3 separate regions of the Homo sapiens genome follow, and regions 1 and 2 are each linked to region 3. Evidence: chromatin contacts called from ENCODE Hi-C or POLR2A ChIA-PET data. All regions are on one chromosome and are shown on one strand. Each heading gives the region's core, a stretch centred on a gene start or an enhancer-like site at or near the end of the contact. The rest is flanking DNA. Distances are from core to core; before and after follow the strand shown. Region 1 holds the start of CFAP95 (cilia and flagella associated protein 95). Region 2 overlaps APBA1 (amyloid beta precursor protein binding family A member 1). Region 3 holds the start of APBA1 (amyloid beta precursor protein binding family A member 1).

The links. A loop is a pair of places that touch in the nucleus more often than their neighbours do. ChIA-PET counts read pairs that join two places held with the same protein, here RNA polymerase II (POLR2A). Pooled maps may share reads with other maps.
Region 1: a map of endothelial cell of umbilical vein shows a loop between it and region 3 (6-fold over the local background). The contact joins the promoter of CFAP95 here to the promoter of APBA1 in region 3. A Hi-C loop is called at or near these places in 5 of 168 maps with a recorded cell type or tissue (Calu3, HAP-1, HepG2 and 2 more), 1 of 37 single-sample maps with no recorded cell type and 10 of 50 pooled maps. POLR2A ChIA-PET finds 5 or more read pairs at or near these places in 2 of 52 experiments (A673 and H1).
Region 2: a loop to region 3 is called in a map of dorsolateral prefrontal cortex, with 4 times the contacts of the local background. The contact joins the enhancer-like site here to the promoter of APBA1 in region 3. A Hi-C loop is called at or near these places in 9 of 168 maps with a recorded cell type or tissue (A673, Calu3, IMR-90 and 6 more) and 11 of 50 pooled maps. POLR2A ChIA-PET finds 5 or more read pairs at or near these places in 2 of 52 experiments (AG04449 and AG04450).

Annotation. Positions count from the first base shown.
Region 1 is chr9:69,818,669-69,822,159 of GRCh38, reverse strand. It overlaps CFAP95 (cilia and flagella associated protein 95), which reads right to left and starts at 1,343. Exons shown (of 6, transcript NM_001010940.3): 1 at 1,129-1,343. The coding sequence starts at 1,280. CFAP95-DT (CFAP95 divergent transcript) reads left to right here and starts at 1,421. Exons shown (of 2, transcript NR_038833.1): 1 at 1,421-1,510; 2 at 1,893-2,755. RefSeq lists a silencer at 1,368-1,427.
Region 2 is chr9:69,541,043-69,544,517 of GRCh38, reverse strand. The region is part of intron 1 of APBA1 (amyloid beta precursor protein binding family A member 1); the gene reads left to right. Among named protein-coding and RNA genes, the nearest start is that of APBA1, 130 kb to the left of the region's middle. Within about 2 kb of position 1,322, at least 3 of the 41 ENCODE cell types and tissues checked have a DNase peak (open chromatin) inside an H3K27ac peak, as active enhancers do; they include dorsolateral prefrontal cortex, where a contact is called at or near this core.
Region 3 is chr9:69,670,904-69,674,451 of GRCh38, reverse strand. APBA1 (amyloid beta precursor protein binding family A member 1) reads left to right here and starts at 2,081. Exons shown (of 13, transcript NM_001163.4): 1 at 2,081-2,299. RefSeq lists silencers at 2,004-2,053, 2,234-2,313.

The DNA of each region.
Region 1 (3,491 bases), core at 94-2,593, 150 kb before region 3:
ACCACTCCAAATGTAATTACTATCAACAGCAGAGCCAGGAAAGTTAATTCAAGGGAAAGAATTTGAAAAGTCCTAAAAGTTTCCACTTTTCTTCCAGTTATACATCACAGTGTTGCTATTGGTCACTGTGATATTTAATAAGAGAAAGTGAATTTCCAGGTCAAGTTCTAAAGCACAAGAAGTAAACCAAATGCTTCTTGGGGCCAAGCAAGAACTTACACGAGGGAAGTTCCTAAAGACAGAACAACACCCATCTTAAGGTGTAGCCAGTGCTCAGCTCTGGTACATTCATAGTTCCCCAGAGAAATAAAATCCTCTCTGGCCAAGACTTTCAAATTTTCAAAGATACAACCCTGGATTTACTGTGAATCTCCTAGTTTTAAATGTGGCCAACTAATTAAAATGAAAAAAAAAAAAAGTAAACAGAGCTCATGCCAAACAATGTCTGTTGGCCTTAACCAGTGGGAGATGCCAGTTTGCAGTCTCTGGCCAGAAAAGTTCTTGTATGTAGCCTAGAAAATATGAGGGGCCTCGTTCAAATCACTCCATGTACACCCTACCCCCAGGAAGTGGCAGCCCTGGAGGCTGGTCCTCTAAATAGGCATCTCCCTCCTGCTGTGCCCCTGGCCTCTAATTCCTTTTATGAGTAAGTGCCTGTGTCAGAAATGTGATTTCCAGGCCTCTGACAGCACCCCCTTTTCACCCCCTATTTATACACACCCGCTCTGTGTGAATGAGCTAAAACCTCAGGTGGCGGGGATTTGGCTGCTGCGTGGCCCAGTGTGTGGCTGGGAGCTGCCCCTGAAAGGCTCTCCTATTTCCTCCTCTCTGCTCCAACCCTCTCTCCCACTCTCTCTATTTCTCCTTTGAAAATATTTCTTTCCCTTTTCTTTCTTTTCTCTCTTTTCCTCCTTCCCATTCCTCTCTCGTCTCATCTTTTTCTCACCTTTCTTCTCATTTCCTTCTTTCTCTACATTTCTCCCCCACTTTTCTCATTCTTTTTTCCGTTTCCTCTGTCGTCTCCACTCCTGTCCCCTCTCTCTGACTCTCCTTTCCTTTCCTGTTCCATCCTTTCCCCTCTCTTTCCTCCCCGCAGCACCCGGGAACTTGCGAGGGGACTTCGCTCACCAGGAATACACCAACACCGGCTTCGAGTATTTCTTGTGATGGGAGCGGAGGGTCAGGGAGCCCTTGCGCTCCACCAAGTCCGGTGGTCCGATCTCCAACCAGTGTTGCTTCCTGTCGCACCAGTCCTGGCAGGATCTGTCAAGGCTATCCATGGGAGCCCTCGAGGTACAGACCTCTGAGGAGTTCCCTATGCACCTGTCCTGCCCGGCAGGAACGTAAGTACCAAGATTCGGCGTCTCTTATCTCCTAAGCAACCTGGGGCGGGGCCAGTGGAGGGGCGGATCCCTCCAACCTGACGGCCAAACGTTTCCTAGACGTTGTCGTTACTGATAAGAAACTACATTTCCCAGAATGCAGTGAGGGTAGCGACCGGGCTACACAGGTGATGAAGGGGGGAACTGCATCCTGGGATCCGCAGTTTCGCCTGTCCACCCGCCAAATCCTAAGAGTGGCTGAGCGCAGTTATTGGGGAGTGGTAGGTCAGTTAAGGACCAAGGGAAGAGCAAATTCCCTGAACCCCGAGTGGGTCTGTTCGGGCTGTCTTTAGAGAAGTTCTTTTGTGTGTGTGTGTGTGTGTGTGTGTGTGTGTGTGTGTGTGTCCGAGTCTCACTCTGTCGCCCAGGCAGGCTGGAGTGCAGTGGCACGATCTTGGCTCACTGCAACCTCCGCCTCCCAGGTTCAAGCGATTCTCCTGCCTCAGCCTCCCAAGTAGCTGGGATTACAGGGTCTCGCCACCACACCCGGCTAATTTTTTGTATTTTTAGTAGAAACAGGGTTTCACCATGTTGGCCATGCTGGTCTCGAACTCCAGAACTCAAGTGATCCGTCCGCCTCGGTCTTCCAAACTGCTGGGATTACAGGCGTGAGCCACCGCGCCCAGCCTTTGGGGAAGTTCTTTTTACCGTCCATCATCCATTGCCACCACACCTTCTGCTTACGAGTTATTTATAATAAGTTTAACTAAAAGAGAACGAGAGAACATCCCCTGAAACCCAAAGTTTGTCATTCTATACAGCTTTCCTGCCTGCAAAAGAGGAGGAGCAGACTCATCCAGCAAATCACCTAAAAAGTTTGAAGATCAAAAAGCCTAGCTCCAGTTTCAGATCCTTCCCCTACCTTTCTGAACACTAGTTTCTTCCTCTGAAAAACGAAAGAGGGAACGGGACCGTAGAGTGGAGTGGGCACAAGAATCGCAAGTCCCTTCTGGCTATGACGCTGCAAGACTCTAGGTACAGTTTAGGACTCCGGGCATTCAGATCCCCGGGACTTGTCAAGTTCTCCTCATTGACATTTTTGATATTTCGTGACAACACAAATTCATCACATTTTTGTGCTGTGTGTTATATGTGGGAAGGAGATTTTAAAAAGATTGCCTTTTGAAGTTATTGGATAGCTGTGTTACAGAAGAAAACATTGCCTTCAAGAAGTTATTGGATAGATATGTTACAGAAGAAAAGACGTTTGTTTCATTTTTGACTTTGCAGGAAAAGAATATGTAACACATCAGAATTCTTCTCTCCTCCCTGGCCTTAGTCGAGTACCTGAGGGGCATTAAAGCACTTCCTCCTTGCAATCACTTACCCAGCATAGTCCTTAATACAGATATCTTCATTGTTGAATGAATGAATGAATGTTCATTATGTTTGATTACCTTAGGTTTACTTTCCAAAAGTGTCTTACTTGAGGAAGACCACATCTACACAAAAAAATCAAACTTTAAAACAGAGTAAGAGACCATTCACACTACAAATAGATTCTCGGTTTATAAAAGATGTGTTATAGTGCTCCCATAAATAGTGAGGCACTCTTCTGTATCAGATGGCACAAATTTGATTACATATAACTACTAAGTGCTTTTCCGTGGTCTGTGGTTCATAGTGTGGGTGCCTGTGGTATGCTAAGGTCTCTATTTTACTGACAGCCACAGTTAAAATATATTTCTTAAAACCAAATAAACAGTCCACCATCACCAGCCAAATGCTAGGAGAGTGCTGACTGCTATTTTAGCTGCTTTCTTCTAGGCAGAATGAAAAGAAAAACATAAGTTAACTTTAAAAGGGGAAATATGATCCATGTCAAGCTCAATTCTGTCCAATCAAAGCACAGAATATTGCTGTTGTTCCAAAAATATTATCATCATTGCTGTCATCTGTTCATGTGTTCATTTTACTTACGTTTAGAGTGGCGGTAACATAATATATGTGAAACCAATATGTCAGATCTCTGCAGACAATTTCTCTCAAAGATGGAAGCTGCCCAAGGCCAAGCTCTTTCCACAGTGCATAAGTACCACAGAGATTTAAAAGCTTTTCAGCACACCAAGGAGCAATAAGTTAAGAAAACATGCAAAACAAACATAGCTG
Region 2 (3,475 bases), core at 73-2,572, 130 kb after region 3:
TGCACATGAATTTTATTTTATTAGTTCCCTTATTTTCTTATATTATCATGAACCTGTCTAAAGACATCTTACTGCATGGGAGTATGTTATATGCATGTATAATAAATTGGTAGAAAGCCATTCTGAATGATAGATAATATTTAAATTGACTTTGTATTACTTTCAGCTATATTCAGTAACAGAAACTCAGCCATCAAAGAGTGACAGGGGAAGGTCCTTTGCAATGTGCCATAAGAAATATTTAAGCATGACTTGTAATTTGCATGCTGATTGTTGAAATGTGAGCAAATGCTTTTGAAGTGTTTTTAAAATATCCCTTAATGGTACCTTACATATGCAGGTACTGTTTGCAAACTCTTTTCATAGATATTGAGGAAGGAAAGTTTAAATTCAGCCTAAAAATAATAATAACAAAAAAGAGTAGTAGAAGGTAGTATTACTACGCAGTTTCTTGATACGAGCACTCCACACTTTATAAACATAATTTTATTCTTGCAACAAATGTGGATACTGAATCTATGCCTGTTTTATCCAGAAGGAAATTGAGTTTGAGAGGCCTACAATTTATGTCAAATTATTTGGATCCAAATTAATTTGTTTTTATACTGTGCAAAATACTCCTTTGAATGGAAGCAATGATGGCAGAGTGATCCAATTAACCCATTAGGTTAAGCAGGGAAATTTCAGACATTGCTAGCAAATTGGAGAGATGCATGGCTTCATTATTAAGACCAGATTCTGGAACAGGTCATATGATGCAAGTTAAAATCCTAACCCCACCAATTATCTGCTTTGTGACCCTGGGAAAGTTACTCAGCCTTTCTGTTCCTTGGTTTCCTCCTCCTTAAATTGAAGGTGGGTAATATAACAACTAGTTCCTAGAGTTCTTATAAGGGTTAAATAATATTTAAGCGCATAGAAGAGTCCCAGGAACATGAAATGCTATTGCAGTGCTTTTGACTGGCATGACCTTCTCAGCCTAGAGCCTGTGCACTTGGTATGTCAGCACAACTGAGGGACTGCTCCCAGAGCTATTTCTTCTTTAAGTACAGGGGGCCAGATCAGTGGCGGTCTGGAAAGGTAGCAGGGTACAAAATCAAGTACTTCCTCAGACCTATAATGCTTTACTTTCTAATGGTTTCCAGGTTTCCTTGCTCTGCCCCAGAGTAGGGAACCAAAACAGCAAGCAGAGCCACAAGTGCAGTGCAGGCTGTGGAGGACAGGCCGGGGGGGGGGGGGGGAAATCCCAGCACAGCAGGGAGTGGAAGTGGAGGGCCAGCTGCCAGCAGCCCGCAGTCCAGGCTCAAAGAACTGCCAGGGGCTCCCTCCAATTAGGGGCCACGGCCCCTCCCAGGCCTGCCAGTCTGTTTTAAATCCATTGAGTGCTGTTCTTAGAAACTAAGGAACCCTAACTAATTGGACAATAAAGGAAGATTTTGGTCTTGAGAGGATGGCACAGTAAATGGAGTTTGCAGCGATTTTGATTGCACTCTTACTCTGCAGCTGGCTGGCTGGGGCCTGCAGAAGCCTCTTAACCTCATTGTGCTGATTTCTCCTGCAAGGAAAACGAGAACTGGTTCACTTGCCCTCTCTTCTCTCCCCAGTAGTCTTCAGAAGATTAATTGCTATTTGTGATTCATTTTGATTTGGTTCAACGAAATACAACTAGGGTGAAATACTGTCCTTCTGTAATTCAGGAGAAATTATCCTTTTTAAGTACAGTGACCATTTATCACCCACACTTGGACACTTTTGAGAATAAAAGGGGGCATTAAACATAATTAAAATTCTATAATTTTGCTTGGAAAACATTTTGGCAGTTTCTTAACAAAACTAAAAATACCCTTACCATACACACAATCTAACAATCACACTCCTTGCTATTTACCCAAATGAGTTGAAAACTTATGTCCACACACAACCTGCTTGTGGATGTTTATAGCAGCTTTATTCATAATTGCCAAAACTTTGAAGCAACCAAGATGTCCTTCGATAGGTGAATGGATAAATAAACTGTGGAGCATCCATACAATGAAATATTATTCAGTGCTAAAAAGAAATGAGCGCTCAAGGCAGAGAAAGACATGGAGGAATTTTAAATGCACATTACTAAGTAAAAGAAACCAGGGCAGTGAAACTATTCTGTATGGAACAATAATGGTGGATACATGTCATTATATATTTGTTCAAACCCATAGAGTGTACATCATGCGCGAACTCCCAAGTAAACGATGGACTTTGTTTTATAACGATGTGCCAGTCTTGGTTCATTGACTGCAACAAATGCACCACTCTGGTGGGAGATGTTAATGGTGGGGGAGGCAAGTGTATGCAGGGTAGGGAAGAGGAGATGTATATGGGAACTCCATACATTTTGTTCAGTTTTGTTGAGAACGTAAAACTGCTCTGAACATAGTCATTAATTTTTAGAAATTATATAATTTTGGACATGTTTATTAGTTTCCTTATAAATAGATATATTTTTAAACTATTTTCAAAAAATTATTTTTATAAAAGTAAAATTTTTAAAAGAAAAAAGGTATTAACTCAGATGGTCCAAGGGAATTGGTGTTCACCTTAGTCCCAAACACATGCTGAATTGAAACTAAAAAGAAAATTAAAAATAACATGCTTATTATTTCAAGAGGAAATAAATTACTTTTGAATTTTAATAAATTACTTTTAAAGTTTTAATAAATTACTTATTAATTCAAGAGGAAATAAACTGCTTTTCTATAGTGTATTTACTCTTTTTATTGGGAACCTTTGCTGTCAAATGTTTCTCTCATTTTTTTCCTAGGTTTTTATTACTAACTTATTGAGTAATTCACAGCATACTAATGCTCCATTAACTGCTTTACATACATTAATTTAATTTAGTTCTTTTAAAATAGAGATTTCTTCATTCATTCACTCAAAAGTATTTACTGACCTACAACTCCACAGCAAGAAACCAAAAAAAAAAAAAAATGCAAAAAAGAGAGCAAATAACTTGAATAGACATTTCTTTTAAGAGGACATACAGATGGTCAATGGGTATATGAAAAGATGCTTAACATCACTAATCATTAAGGAAATGCAAATCAAAACTACAATGAGATATCACCTCATACCTGTTAGGATGGCCGCTATCAAAAACAAAAACAAAACAAAACCAGTAAATAACAAGTCCTGGCAAGGATGTGGAGAAATTGGAAACCCCTGTATACTATTGGTGGGAATGTGAAATGGTTCGGCTGATATAGAAAACAGAATGGGGGGGGGGGTCCCTAAAACAATTAAAAATAGAACTGCCTTATGATCCAGCAATCTCAGTCAAACTCACCAAAAGAATTGAAATCAAGATCTCAAAGAAATATTTGCAAAACATTTATCGTAGCATTATTCACAATAGCCAAGGTGTAGAAACAACCTAAATGTCCATTAATAGATGACTGTATAAATAAAATGTGATATATACATGCGTGGAATGTTA
Region 3 (3,548 bases), core at 832-3,331:
TCATTGACTTTCCAGGCTCATAAGACAAAATCATTATTTAAAAACGGTCCACAAAGTCTGCCTGCCTCTCCAGTCTCATCTCACTTCGGCCCCACCTGCTTGGGCCTTTTCACATTTCCTTCCCTTTACCTGGAAGTGTCTCAATGCTGCCTCTCCTGGGGGATCTGAAATGTCATTTCCTTAGAAAGCCTTACCTAGTCCCAGAGTCCACATTAGGTTTTCCCGTGCACCTTAGCGCCTTTGCAGTTGAGAATTTATCACAGTTGCACTTAGTCTGATTGTTTTATTTGTTTGTTTGTTTTTTGAGACACCAAGGCTGGAGTGCAGTAGCGCGATCTCGGCTCACTGCAACCTCCGCCTCCCGGTTCAAGCATTCTCGTGCCTCAGCTTCCCGAGTAGCTAGGATTACAGGCGTGCACCAACACGCCCGGCTAATTTTTGTGTTTTTAGTAGAGACAGGGTTTCGCCATGTTGACCAGGCTGATCTCAAACTTTTGGCCTAAAGTGATCTGCTGGACTCAGCCTCCCAAAGTGCTGGGATTACAGGCGTGAGCCACCGCGCCTGGCCAGTCTGATAGTTGAATACCTATTTCCTTCAGCGTACTGTGAGCTCTGGTGGAAAAGGACCATGTCTGGCTCGTACATATGCCAAATAAGTATTCACCGGAAAAAATATGAGTAATGTCACAGGACAAGCAGACATCTTCCTAGTATATAATTTTAAATTTTACTAAAATCTTTTTGAGAAGGTAGCTATTGTTTTATTAAAGCAAAAAAAAATTACAAAGTACAATGCAAAATTCATATGAATTTTAAAGCTAAAACAAGACTTTCAGAATGCTTTAGGCTACACCCCCAGACTTCTCTAGAGACGTGCTTAAAATAATATGGAAACACGGTGTGGTAAAAGATCCATTTCCCAAGGGATCTGGATAACCAGCGCTTATCTTCATTTTACTGGAGAATACATGTGCGGAGAGGGCTTTGCAAACTACAAGGCTTTGTGCATTATAACATTATTATGGAAAAATCTGTGTTTCTAAGAGGGGGAATGATTTAGCTATTGCATTGCCAATTACAGGTGGGGCTGGCGCCAGAGCCCAGGCCTCCCGGGGCCTGTCTAGCCCACAGCTTTTCATTAATGCACAGCACTTGCCACCTGGTCCCTGCCGCAAAGGGTGGCCTCTCGAGTTAGGAGCCATATCTAGGGCGGATGGCCTGTGCTAGGCTCAAAGACACTTAAGTTCCGATCAACCAGAACTGAGGAGCGGGTAGGAAAACCAAGCCGAGCCTTCCTCGGCTTCACAATCCGCAGGCTCTCCGCTGTCCCCGGCGGGACTCGGCAGTTCCCCTGGAGGGCTGCAGCCCGGCTGTCTTCGCTCAGGCCCAAGCCCGCGCGGCTCTCCCCCTGGCGGAGAACTCGCAGGACTGCGACGCATTCCGGAGACGCCGTCAATCTCCGAATTTGAAGCGCAGGCGATATCTAAGGGGCCTGGGAAGCGGGAAAGCTCGGGAGTCACTCCGGAGAGAACACCCTGCAGGAGTCGACGCGGCTGCCTGGCTTCGTGGTCCTGCAGCGTGGCCCGTTGCTTCGCGCAGAGGTTGGCCACAGCTGCTGGCTAGGAAACTGGGGACCACCTGGGTTGCCACCGAGGAGGGTGGAGGCCCCCGTCAGTCCCCTCGGGGATGCAGCTGCATTTTCCCCTCCTTGCGTCCGGCCGGGAGCCAGAGGATGGGGCTGTGGAACCCATTCCGAAAGGCAGGGCGGGCCCTTCGGAACCCGGACGCGAGGGAAGGCGAGAGGCGCGGGTGTGCCGCACGCCCACCGGCGCCGGGGCAGGGGCGCTGCAGCCGGCGGCCCACGGAGGACATCAGCGGTGCCGCCGCCGCCGCCGCGGGCTCGCGGGCCGCGCGCGCACGCGAGTGGGCGAGGGAGGCAGGGGCGCTACTAGCAGGCGGCGTGCGCGCGCGCGCTCCCCCGCGCCCTCCCTCGCAGGCCCGCCCGGCCCCAGCGCGCGTCACGAGGGGCCAGCGAGCTAGCTGGAGGGCGGGAGGGAGGGTGGGGAAAGGGGGTGGGGCCGCGAGACCGGAGGGGTCCGAGCAGCGGCTGCGGAGCCGGAGCTGGGCGAGGGCGGCTGCGGTCCCGGCGGCGGCGGCGGCGGCGGCAGCTGCGGCGGGAGAAGATGGTGGCGCTGGAGGCAGCAGCGGCTGGAGCGGAGCTTTATTCCCAGGCTTGGCACCAGCGCTGTCACTAGCGCCGCCTGCTCCCGCGGGCCCGCGGACCCAGCTGTCAGGCAAGGTACCACAGCCAGGGAGGGGTGGGTGAGAAGGGGTGCCCGGCGCTGATGCGGCCCCCGACGGAGCCCGGGTCCTCGCCAAAGGGCGCCCCCGGACGCGAGAGGGGCTGCCTGGAACAATAGTGCGGAGGAGCGGAGGCAGCAGGCGACATCCAGGAGGCAGTGCCTGGAACCATCAGCTAGCGAGGCGGGGGAAGGCGGCGTTGCGAGCGAGACGCCTGGGGTCCGGTGCCCGCTGAGATGCCGGGCTTCGGGCGCAGCAGGCGGGCCTGATGACAGTCATGGCAGGAGTGAGTGTGTGAGAGTGTGTGTGTAAAAGGTACAGCAGAGGGGATGGGGTGGCGGACGGAGGTGTTGGGGGGTGACATTTCCAGGAATCCCCGCTAGGACCCCCTCATCTCTCGGCTGACTCTCCTGGAGAAAGAATGTGATGATGGAAACGGTGAGGTGGGCAGGATGCACTTGGTGTGTGAAGTGTGGAGGGAGGCAGTGGGATAGGGGCCGGTTTGTAAAATCCTGTATATGTGTGTGTACGCGTGTGGTTGCATCCACGTTCCCCAAACTGCGCCCCAAATCCAGAGATCTGCCGCTGCCCTTACTTGATGTCACCGGCTAAGACTGTGGGACAGTGTTTGTTATTTTGACCCTGCAACTCTGAGCACAGTGTCTGTTCTGCTCCTGCGTGTGGATGGCCCAGTGTAGGGATTCTCGCTTCCCCTTCCTCTGGCCTCATGACATGGGGATGTGGAAGTGAGCATGTTGCTTTGAGGCACATGGCAGGGAAATAGGATAACCGTTACACATTCTGGGCTTGCTAATGTACCTGGTTTTGAAGGGGCCTTCCATCCTGTGATACTACTTCTCTCCTTAGCACCTGTTCCATAAGGGTCTTGTACTCCCTGACTGTGCAGTTTCTATTGTTTTTCTCTTGTCTGACCAGAAGGAGAAGGATGTTGAATGATCAGATTCCTCTTCCTGTCCCCACAACTTTCAATGCTAGCTAGACCTTCTCCTTCCACATTTAAGCACTGAAAACCTTATGGCTAGAGGATGGATGGTCTTTGTGTTGGTTCTTTTAGAATGAACTCTGGAGGTGTATACGTATAGAGAGATGCGGTGGGGCGGGGGGCGGTCTTTTAAAAAGAAGAAAAATATCACACGGAGAAATGTTTGGTGCCCACTTGGTCAGCATCACACAGCCAGGGCGTTTTCCTCAGGAAACAGGATACTTTATTTCTACTGCTGGTGACA